Linked DNA regions of Homo sapiens: region 2 is linked to region 1. Evidence: read pairs that join two places in POLR2A ChIA-PET (ENCODE). Cell type or tissue: OCI-LY7. All regions are shown on one strand. Each heading gives the region's core, and the rest is flanking DNA. Links, peaks and the distances in the headings are about the cores only. Region 1 has its middle 8.2 kb from the start of LINC01991. Region 2 holds the start of LOC124906316 (a long non-coding RNA gene).

Evidence for each region. ChIA-PET counts read pairs that join two places held together with the same protein. Peaks named below come from ENCODE experiments on the same cell type or tissue, not always from the same donor. Only the 100,000 strongest peaks of a DNase experiment are listed, where the experiment ranks them.
Region 2: POLR2A ChIA-PET joins it to region 1 with 5 read pairs; 1 of 35 experiments calls an interaction of 5 or more read pairs at or near these places.

Annotation. Positions count from the first base shown.
Region 1 is chr3:187,982,422-187,986,818 of GRCh38, forward strand. No RefSeq gene overlaps it. Among named protein-coding and RNA genes, the nearest start is that of LINC01991, 8.2 kb to the left of the region's middle. RefSeq lists an enhancer at 4,120-4,397. In OCI-LY7, for the core only: no CTCF peak of the experiment used is centred there; no DNase peak of the experiment used is centred there; H3K4me3 peaks cover 342 bases; H3K27ac peaks cover 3,538 bases.
Region 2 is chr3:188,644,832-188,649,228 of GRCh38, forward strand. The region is part of intron 7 of LPP (LIM domain containing preferred translocation partner in lipoma); the gene reads left to right. LOC124906316 (a long non-coding RNA gene) reads right to left here and starts at 1,473. Exons shown (of 5, transcript XR_007096213.1): 1 at 1,244-1,473; 2 at 533-649. In OCI-LY7, for the core only: no CTCF peak of the experiment used is centred there; a DNase peak (open chromatin) is centred at 1,920.

The DNA.
Region 1 (4,397 bases), core at 203-4,202:
CAGCCAGGCCAAAGCACAAACCAGGGAACACTTTGGAGATTTGTTTCCTCATCTACAAAATTCTATTAATACTGCGCATGCTCTCCTGAGACTTACACAACTACATATTTTTTTTTAAGGTAGCAGTTGGAGTCTACTGCTGCAACCTGCTAGCTGGGTGACTTTCAGAGTCTCTGTTTCCTCATCCAGGCCTACCGACCTCACAGAGTTATCATGAGCATCCAAGGAAGTGACATGAATTGGGGTTGCCTTGATTTAAGTTGGGAGGATGATGTCTACTTTCTTATTTTCTAAAAGTCTTCAGTAGAGGAGAGATCAGAAAAGCCCTCTATAAAAGGCTTTCTTAAGTATTAAGGTTTTTGTCACTTTCCTTCCCTGCTCTGGACCAATTGCAGGAATCATAGATGTAATCAAAATCAGGTGATGTTAAAAAAAATCAAATAATTAGCCAGGTGTGATGGCACACACCTGTAATCCCAGCTACTCAGGAGGCTGTGGCAGGAGAATTGCTTGAACCCAGGGGATGGAGGTTGCAGTAAGCTGAGATCATGCTACTGCACTGCAGCCTGGGCAACAGAGTGAGACTCCATCTAAAAAAAAAAAAAAGTATTGAATATAAGCTATATGCACACATACATTTGCACACATCATTGTGAATATCTTGAAAAGAAAAACATTAATCTTCACAAGCAAACTTATCTGTCAGGCAAGTTTGTTCTTAGCTAGAAACTTGGAAGGAGAGTATTGGATAGTAGAGATAAAAGAGAAAGCTCTAATGATTGGCTGTTTGGACCAAATCAATCCATCTGCCCATCTCCACCCCAGCTACTCTTGATCATGCTGTTCATCACCTTTCCCTTAGCCTGTACTGATTGAACACTACACTGCCTGTATTATGCATCAAATATAATTTGACATCAGTTTAGAGCCACTGGGCCTTTCTCAACAGAAAATCTTGAAACTATCTAGAAATTATCTATGAAATGCTGGTACTGAAAGTGTTGTGGAGAAAACTTGTTTGTAGTTTGGTTTTAGGTGACAGAACACCAGCAAGAAAGAGAGAAGGCTCTTCCAGACAATAAACATAGGCGACTGGTAGGTCAAGGCCAGGTTAAATGCCACCCAGTGTCCTTCTGGGAGAGCTTCATGTCCTAGGAGCATAGCATGTCAAGGCTACCAAGACTCAAAAATCACGTACCACCCACCTTGCTTTAGATATGGGGAAACAGGGCCTCAGATTGTGGACATGACCACGTCCAAGGTCACACAGCCTATGGCAGAACCAAAGCTAGAAATCAAAATGCTATGCTCCAACTTCAGGACACTTGTTCCTACAGCACAGTGACATTCTGTCAGGCTGTCAAGCTCTCAGGGATGGGAACTTATCAAATAACATGGAAATGTTTTCTCATTTGTCTCTGAAGGTTACAGAGTCTGAGCATTCTTAGGCTCTTGTACAACAAACAGGAAGACTGCCAGGGCTTTGGCTCCCAGAAAGTGGCAGTCCAGTGCTGTGGAAATCTGGACTCTAGTCTCAGTTCACACACTAATGCTTGTGTCTGATGCACTTTGGCTCCAAACTGAAACCCCTTTGTAGCCCCAGGAAGAAAAAGGGTGCTACAAATCAAGAAAAAATGGGCCGGGCATGGTGGCTCACGCCTGTAATCCCAGCAATTAGGGAGGCTGAGGCTGATGGATCACGAGGTCAGGAGTTCGAGACCAGCCTGGTCAAGATGGTGAAACCCTGTCTCTACTAAAAATACAAAAATTAGCCAGGCATGGTGGCAGGTGCCTGTAATCCCAGCTATTCAGGAGGCTGAGGCAGGAGAATCGCTGGTACCGGGGAGGCAGAGGTTGTGGTGAGCCAAGATCGTGCTACTGCACTCTAGCCCGGGAGTTACAGAGCAAGACTCCGTCTCAAAAAAAAAAAAAAAAAAAAAAAAAAAAAAACAGAGAGAGAGAGAGAAAATGAAGACAGTTTTCTCTTTTCAGGAGCATGCCGAGGAGCACAGTGATGGTGTCAGTGCCCTGCAGCTCTTCAGAGCCCACCTCTTTATTTAGAGATATGTGAGTATGGAAATGAATACCCACATCTGTCTACTAGAGGCTGACAATATTAAGTCCTGGCCTCTGTGTGTGTGTGTGTGTGTGTGTGTTTGTGTGTGTGTGTGTGTGTGTGTGTGTTTGTGTGTGTGTGTAATTAAAGCTCCAAAGCTCCTCTCTCACTCTAAACATCAACTCCAACTTGTTGAATGAATGTCTATAGACAACTTGTATCTTGTCACTTTTTATTAGATTCTGTATTCTGAAAGTCACGTAAGTGTGTTCTATTCCACTCTACAGATGAAGACTCTGAGGAACAAACATCCTAGTCACACAGCAAAATCCAGGAGTGGAAGTCAGTGAAAGCTCTGAGACCAGGGCTTAGCAGCTGTTTCCCAGGATGAACACAAAGGCATGGCCTGGATAATTGAATTCAGGGACCCCGGCAAGGTGCCACCAGTTTCCCGGCCACCCTATGCTGTTATTTTACTAGAATGTTTGTTATATCAATTGTCTTCTCTTTGTTAATAGCATCCTTCTGAAGCAGTATTATTCCCTGTCCCTATCCCCTACCCCAGCCACTCTCTCAACACACAAACGCGTACACACACACACTCACACACACACACACTCACACTCACACTTGATGTAATTACTCCTATTCAGTGTTCAGATTCAGCTTAAACCCAGTTTCTTCAAATAACCCCTTTCTTATCATCAACACTCCCCTAAAACAATTCCTCCTGTTCTGTGGTCTCTCACACCATCTGTCTTTCCTTCTCAACACTATCCCAGTTTGCAAGCATCCATTGAACTGTGGCCGTCTGATGAGTCTTTGACCACCTTGATGTTGGGGACTATCCATATATATATATATATATATATATTTTTTTTTTTTTTTTTTTTTGAGACAGTTTTACTTTTGTTGTTCAGGCCAGAGTACAATGGTGTGATCTTGGCTCACCATAACCTCCGCCTCCCGGGTTCAAGCGATTCTCCTGCCTCAGCCTCCTGAGTTGCTGGGATTACAGGCATGCACCACCACACCTGGCTAATTTTTTTTTTTTGTATTTTTAGTAGAGGCAGGATTTCTTCATGTTGGTCAGGCTGGTCTCAAACTCCCAACCTCAGGTGATCCACCTGCCTCGGCCTGCCAAAGTGCTGAAATTACAGGTGTGAGCCATTGCACCTGGCCCTATTCGTACTTTTTAGCCTCCACTGTACCTCAACACTTTGCCCAGCACCTAGTGTAGAGGAAACATGCAATGAAGAGCTGATGGGTCAACAGAAGAATGAGCAACTATTCAAGACTTCAGGAATTCCTCTCTTGTGAGTGGGGCTTTCAAAGCTTCTTTCAACTGCTCAACAACTACCCATCATCTGCCAGCCACTCCCACTCTCTATTTATACCTGATGTTTCTTGTACTTCCCTTCAGTGTGCTTGTAGTTTCTACAGCGCTGGTTTTCCTGTCCCAGATTCTTTGTCTATCAAAACACTCACTCTTCAATGTCAGTCTAAAAGTAGCTCTGCAATGTCTTCCTTGAATTCTTCATAGACTATTAAATATCCTTTCCTCTGTTTTCCCACAGCATCCTGTGCTCAGTGCTATTGTGTGCCAGGGCTGAGATCCTGGGTTATTTATCTCCATATCCCCCAAGAGGGCTCTGCCTGTAGGTAGTACTCAAATAATATTGAGTGAATAAATCTAAGGATCAAAGGTTTCCATCATGAGATGCTGAGCTCCTTGACAGCAGGAACCCTCTATTAACCCCTCTGGCACAGTGTGTTGCACATAGTAGGTACTAAACTGTGAGTTGAATCAAATGCCATCCTTTCCCAGAGATGATGTAAAGAGGCAAAGTAATATATTGGAAATAGTGTAAACTTTGAAATCCTTCAGGTCTGTGTGGCCTTGGGAAAATGACTGAACCTCACTGAGCCTCATGTTCCCCATCTGAGGATAACACCACTGCCTAAGACAATTGTGACAAGACATAAATGTTGATGAGTCTGGCATTGGCGTGGCACACAGGAGGTACCCAGGCTACATCAGCTCCTTTTCTCTCTTCTTTCCTGAAGTCACAGAGATTGTCCAGCAGATGGGAATGTCCATGCCCAGTGGCTCATGCTCAAACCCTTTCACCCTGACACAGTGCGGGGAGACAGGAATAGGCTCGAAGGATGACTCAGCTCCAGTGACTAAAGCAAGGAGGTGGTGGTGGTAGGAACGGGGTAGGGGCTAAAAAGGAAGTGAGTTAACACTATATCTGATGAAGGATGACTCCAAAATAAAAAGGGGTTGGCCCTAGCTGGTTCCTGGCTCTGAAACGGTGCAAGTGAACAGGGGCCTGAG
Region 2 (4,397 bases), core at 308-4,307, 660 kb after region 1:
AGGTAGCTGTGGCTTGGTGCAGGGTGCAGACAAGAGAGGGAACAGGAAGAAAGAGATTAGTGTAAACTGTGAAATCAGGCAAAGCTAGACTCAAATTTTGTCTCTGTTTTCTAGTAACTATGTGTGACCTTGAATTATTGAAGCTCTCTAAACTTCCACTTTCTTGTTTGCAAAATGGTACGATGGCATCTACATATAGAATTATAGTAAAGAGTAAATGAGAAATACATGTGAATACCTAGCCGCTTCTGGAAAATAGTATGTACTCAGTTACTGGTTATTTTTATTATCGTTGTAATTACTATTTCCAGTGATGTGATGCTTATTACCTTCCAAAGCAAGTACTTTTATATTTGAATAAGTGAAAGCTCTTTCCCATTATTTCTAAACCCTTGTCCTACTTCTCAGTTCTAGAACTTTTTTTTTTTTTCCTTAATGGAAGGAAAGAAATAAGGAAGGGTTGGAGAGAGAGAGAGAGGAAAAGCACCTTTGTTTGTATGCTTTCTTTAGATACGTTGAAGACAATACTCACAAATCTCTTCAGTCGTCTCTCCATTTGGATGGCCATCCTCAGTGCTTAAGCACTTCTTCATAAATATGATTTTCAGAAGCATCTGAAGCATCTGTATTCGGGGTCCTGTCCTCATCCCTGTTAAGAAATATAAGGCTCAAAATCAGATGTTGTTATGTGAGGTGTGGTCTCGTGCATGGAGTACAAGGTCACTTTTCATTAGGAGACAAATGCGCAGTAATACCTACAGTGTGGGAACGTGGATCCCTTCTCTTTAATATCAGTTTTGCCAGTGCCCTCCTTTGTAACCCAGAGTAGCTTCAGATAAACCTACTGAGCCCTTCTTTTCTTGTTCATAGGAAAATATTTTTAAAGGGATAGTGCATTTATAAGAAAATTTTTATATACTTCTTTTACCCTGAGAGGATTGCAAAGTTTGTCATGCCCTGATTGACAAATATAAGTTCAAAAAAAAAAACAGAAAATAAATTCCTTAAATAATTTATATCAGACAAATGGATCTGAATCTAAGCAAAATTTTCAGGAAAAAAAATGTTTATAATCATTAGGTAAAAGTAGAATTCTGACCTTATCTTTATATTTTCTTTATATTTTAAAGCTTTGCCTACATATTCCAAGACTTGGCTTTCAGTTTTCCTAAATCTAAACAGAGAAATAAATGAAATCATGTCTAAGATTTCTTCCGATTTTGACATTGTTATATGTCCTTACCTGTAAAATGAAGAAAATATTTTTTCTTTTTATCAGGGTTGTTGTTAGGAAGAAATGATATTATGGATATTGTGTTTCAGCCTGCTAGGGACAGATACTTTCATAGCTTCATTCATTCACCCTAGGGTAAAAGTATCAGTGTTTTCTTCTTTTTCCTTCAGGATTTATTCCTTAGTCAGGGAGTGACCAAGGATGGTCAGCCAGAACCTCAGCTGGTCACCTGGAGCATAATATGGTAAACAGAACCATACCCAAAGTTCTGTTTACGGAGGCAGTCCTGGCTACCAGTGAATGATCAGGAACCCTATAAGCTAGCCCCTGGAAGAACAATGATGCTGATTTTATCTGTAAAATAATTCTTTGCATACAAAGTACTATAAACTCAGTTGGTTCTCCCTGCATATTTTTGAATGATTGTAGGCAGAGTTTTTGTTATCTGTTTTACTAATGATGCAACTGAGGCCCGTAGGAGTCAGGTTGCCTATAAAGGCAAGGATGTGCATACAGAATTACCCAAAGCAAATTGGTATTTTGTGGGGCACAACCTCAAAACCACTGATATCTTGCTACATTTAAGTACAAAAAGCTCCTATATGCCACAGAATTAGAACATTACCAGATCTTAAATGTTCCTTAGAAATCACCTCAACTGATGCCCCACATTTGGCAGAAAGCCAAAAAGTTTCTCAGCTAGGAACAAAACACAAGTTCCCTTTCTATCACATGGTGCTGAAGCTTAGATGCATAAACCGAACAAATCATCAGGAAGCTATAAAAGGAACAAACAAATACAGTCTCTGGAATCATTGCAACCTCAATACACATCTCATTGCCACTTCCTGGACATTTGTGTCTAGCTAGGTTGCTTCCCCTGCCTGAGCCTTACTGTGAATATGTGCCAAGCAGAGTGTTGCTGTTAATTGAGCTAGATAACATGCCAGTGTCTGGCCTAGTTCTTGGCCCATAATAGGTATTCAACTAATATTTACTTCTTTTCATCCACTCACCCTTCTTCTTAACAGTTGGAACCCCTGTTTTGAACTGTTCACTTCTACTCTGGATTTCCCTGTGTAAGCTCACTTGCAGAAGAGGGTGGAGGTGAACACACTGCATTTCCCACCATCCAGCTCTGACCTGGGCCCACCCTGTGCAGGACTCTGCTGACTTTGGGATGCCAGCTGTGGTCCTCACACAGGGCTCACTGTATCCGGGGGCCTGGCTTGATCCGGTAAAGAGCGTCTGCTGCGGTGCCTGATGGAAAGTGCCCGCTTAATTGGGAGATAGGGCTTCATGAATGGATCTTTCATTAGTTGAAAAAAAAAAATATTTGCCTGCAAGGACTGTAAACAGAAGACTTGATTCACTTGTTCCTTTTCTCCTGCCCTCTCTTGGGTTTTGTTTGACTTAGCGTGTTTATACCTCAGGACACAGCTGGTACTAATGCCTTTCCAAGGTTAAGAAAGCTTTCCCTGCCATTCCCTATGGTCCCCTTTGTGTACTTTCAAGAGACAATAAAGGAGGTGTGGATGTGAGACAGAGAGTGCATTCACATTAGTCCTGGCTATTATGGGGACCTCAGAACAAGCATCACCTCCACCCTGTCTGCATGGATTTAAGAGAGAGCATCTGAGCACCTGAGCTTACCTCAAACACGTTCTTTGAAGAAGAGTCACTGCCGGTCATTTCTGTAATGTATCACAGCTGTCCTGACCTGATCCTTCTCTGCTCTATCGTGGCTACTTTAGCATATTTTTCTCAAAAAGTGTTCCTCTTTCATAATTAAAGGTGAGGGAAGACTGGATGAAAAAAGCTGTGGGATATGGTCAGCACATAAGGCCTGTGGTCAAAGATGGGTCTTCAGTTACATCGTTTGGTCTTACTAAGCCTCAATGTTCTCATTTGTAAATCTGGAATAATCATTAGACCTTTTTCACTCTGCTTGTTGTGAGGTTCAAACATGAGACTCAATGAAAAAGTACTTTTTGGACAATAGAACACTACATAAATAGGAAAATTTTAATGGAACCTTCCTCATATTCCATTAATATGTTGGTGCTCTGCATTATAGTAGTACTTTAGTTGACTTGAGCACATGATGTAGTTGACTTTAGATTAAACTTTCACTAAGTATTACTTAGAAAAAACGAGCCATCATGTGATTCTACAATCTTTATGGGCTACATAGGGATGGTGAATTCTTTTCACCACTAGCAAAGGCTCCTAAAGGATCATGCCTTACTCCCACTCCATAGATGAAGACCTTAGGCCCCTGGGAATCCATTGAGCTCACAGAGGTTTACATAATGCCAAATCAGGATGGGAAGTTAGATCCTGCTTAGTGCTCATAACTGGCTTATGAGGTTTCCATTTCAGACAATGAATACTCATCAAGGAGGATTGGTGGGGAACCATGAGCTGTTCATGTGTACTGCTGCACTCACGTCGTATCCAGACACCCAGATATCATCTCTGGCCCACTGCAGTAAGATCTCTGTCTTCTGTCCTGTTTGTCTCTCCTTCATTCATTCCTTCATTTGCTCTATCTAGCCTTCATACTTCTTGAATCACTTTGAGTATGGTACCCTTATTTTAAATAAATAGTACCCTCATTTGGGTATTTGTTTCCAGTGTTCCTGAGGCTGGGGAATTTCTCCAGAGTTTAATGATGACTCTGGTGCTCAAGCACCAAGAAAATTTCCACTTGAGATGGATCTGGCACTGGAGGTTTATTTTTTCCCCTTTCTATTTTATTGTTGGCCAGTTTGGGCCAGCATGTTGCTAGGTTGTATTGGTTTCTTAGCTCTTGTAACCAAGCTAAGATGCACATGTCAAAAAATATTTTTTCTTCCTCTCTAAAAAGGTTTTTCCTCTTTTCTGTAATGCTTCAGGAAGGGAAAAGAGTGTTTGCTTGATTCTAATTCTGGCATATGAAGTGTTTGCTACAAAATGTTTTTATCACTGTGTTATCTTGTCAAAGTGCTATCGTCATTGTCATTTTCAGTTTAATAGCAGGAATGTTCCATTTTCACAAAGGATATTCCATATTTTAAGTAAACTCAACAAAGGAAATTTCAAATGCAAAAAAATATTGATAGTGAGAAGCTAATTAGTTTTTTTATTTCTCAAAGCCCTACATTTAAAATAGCTTTAAGTT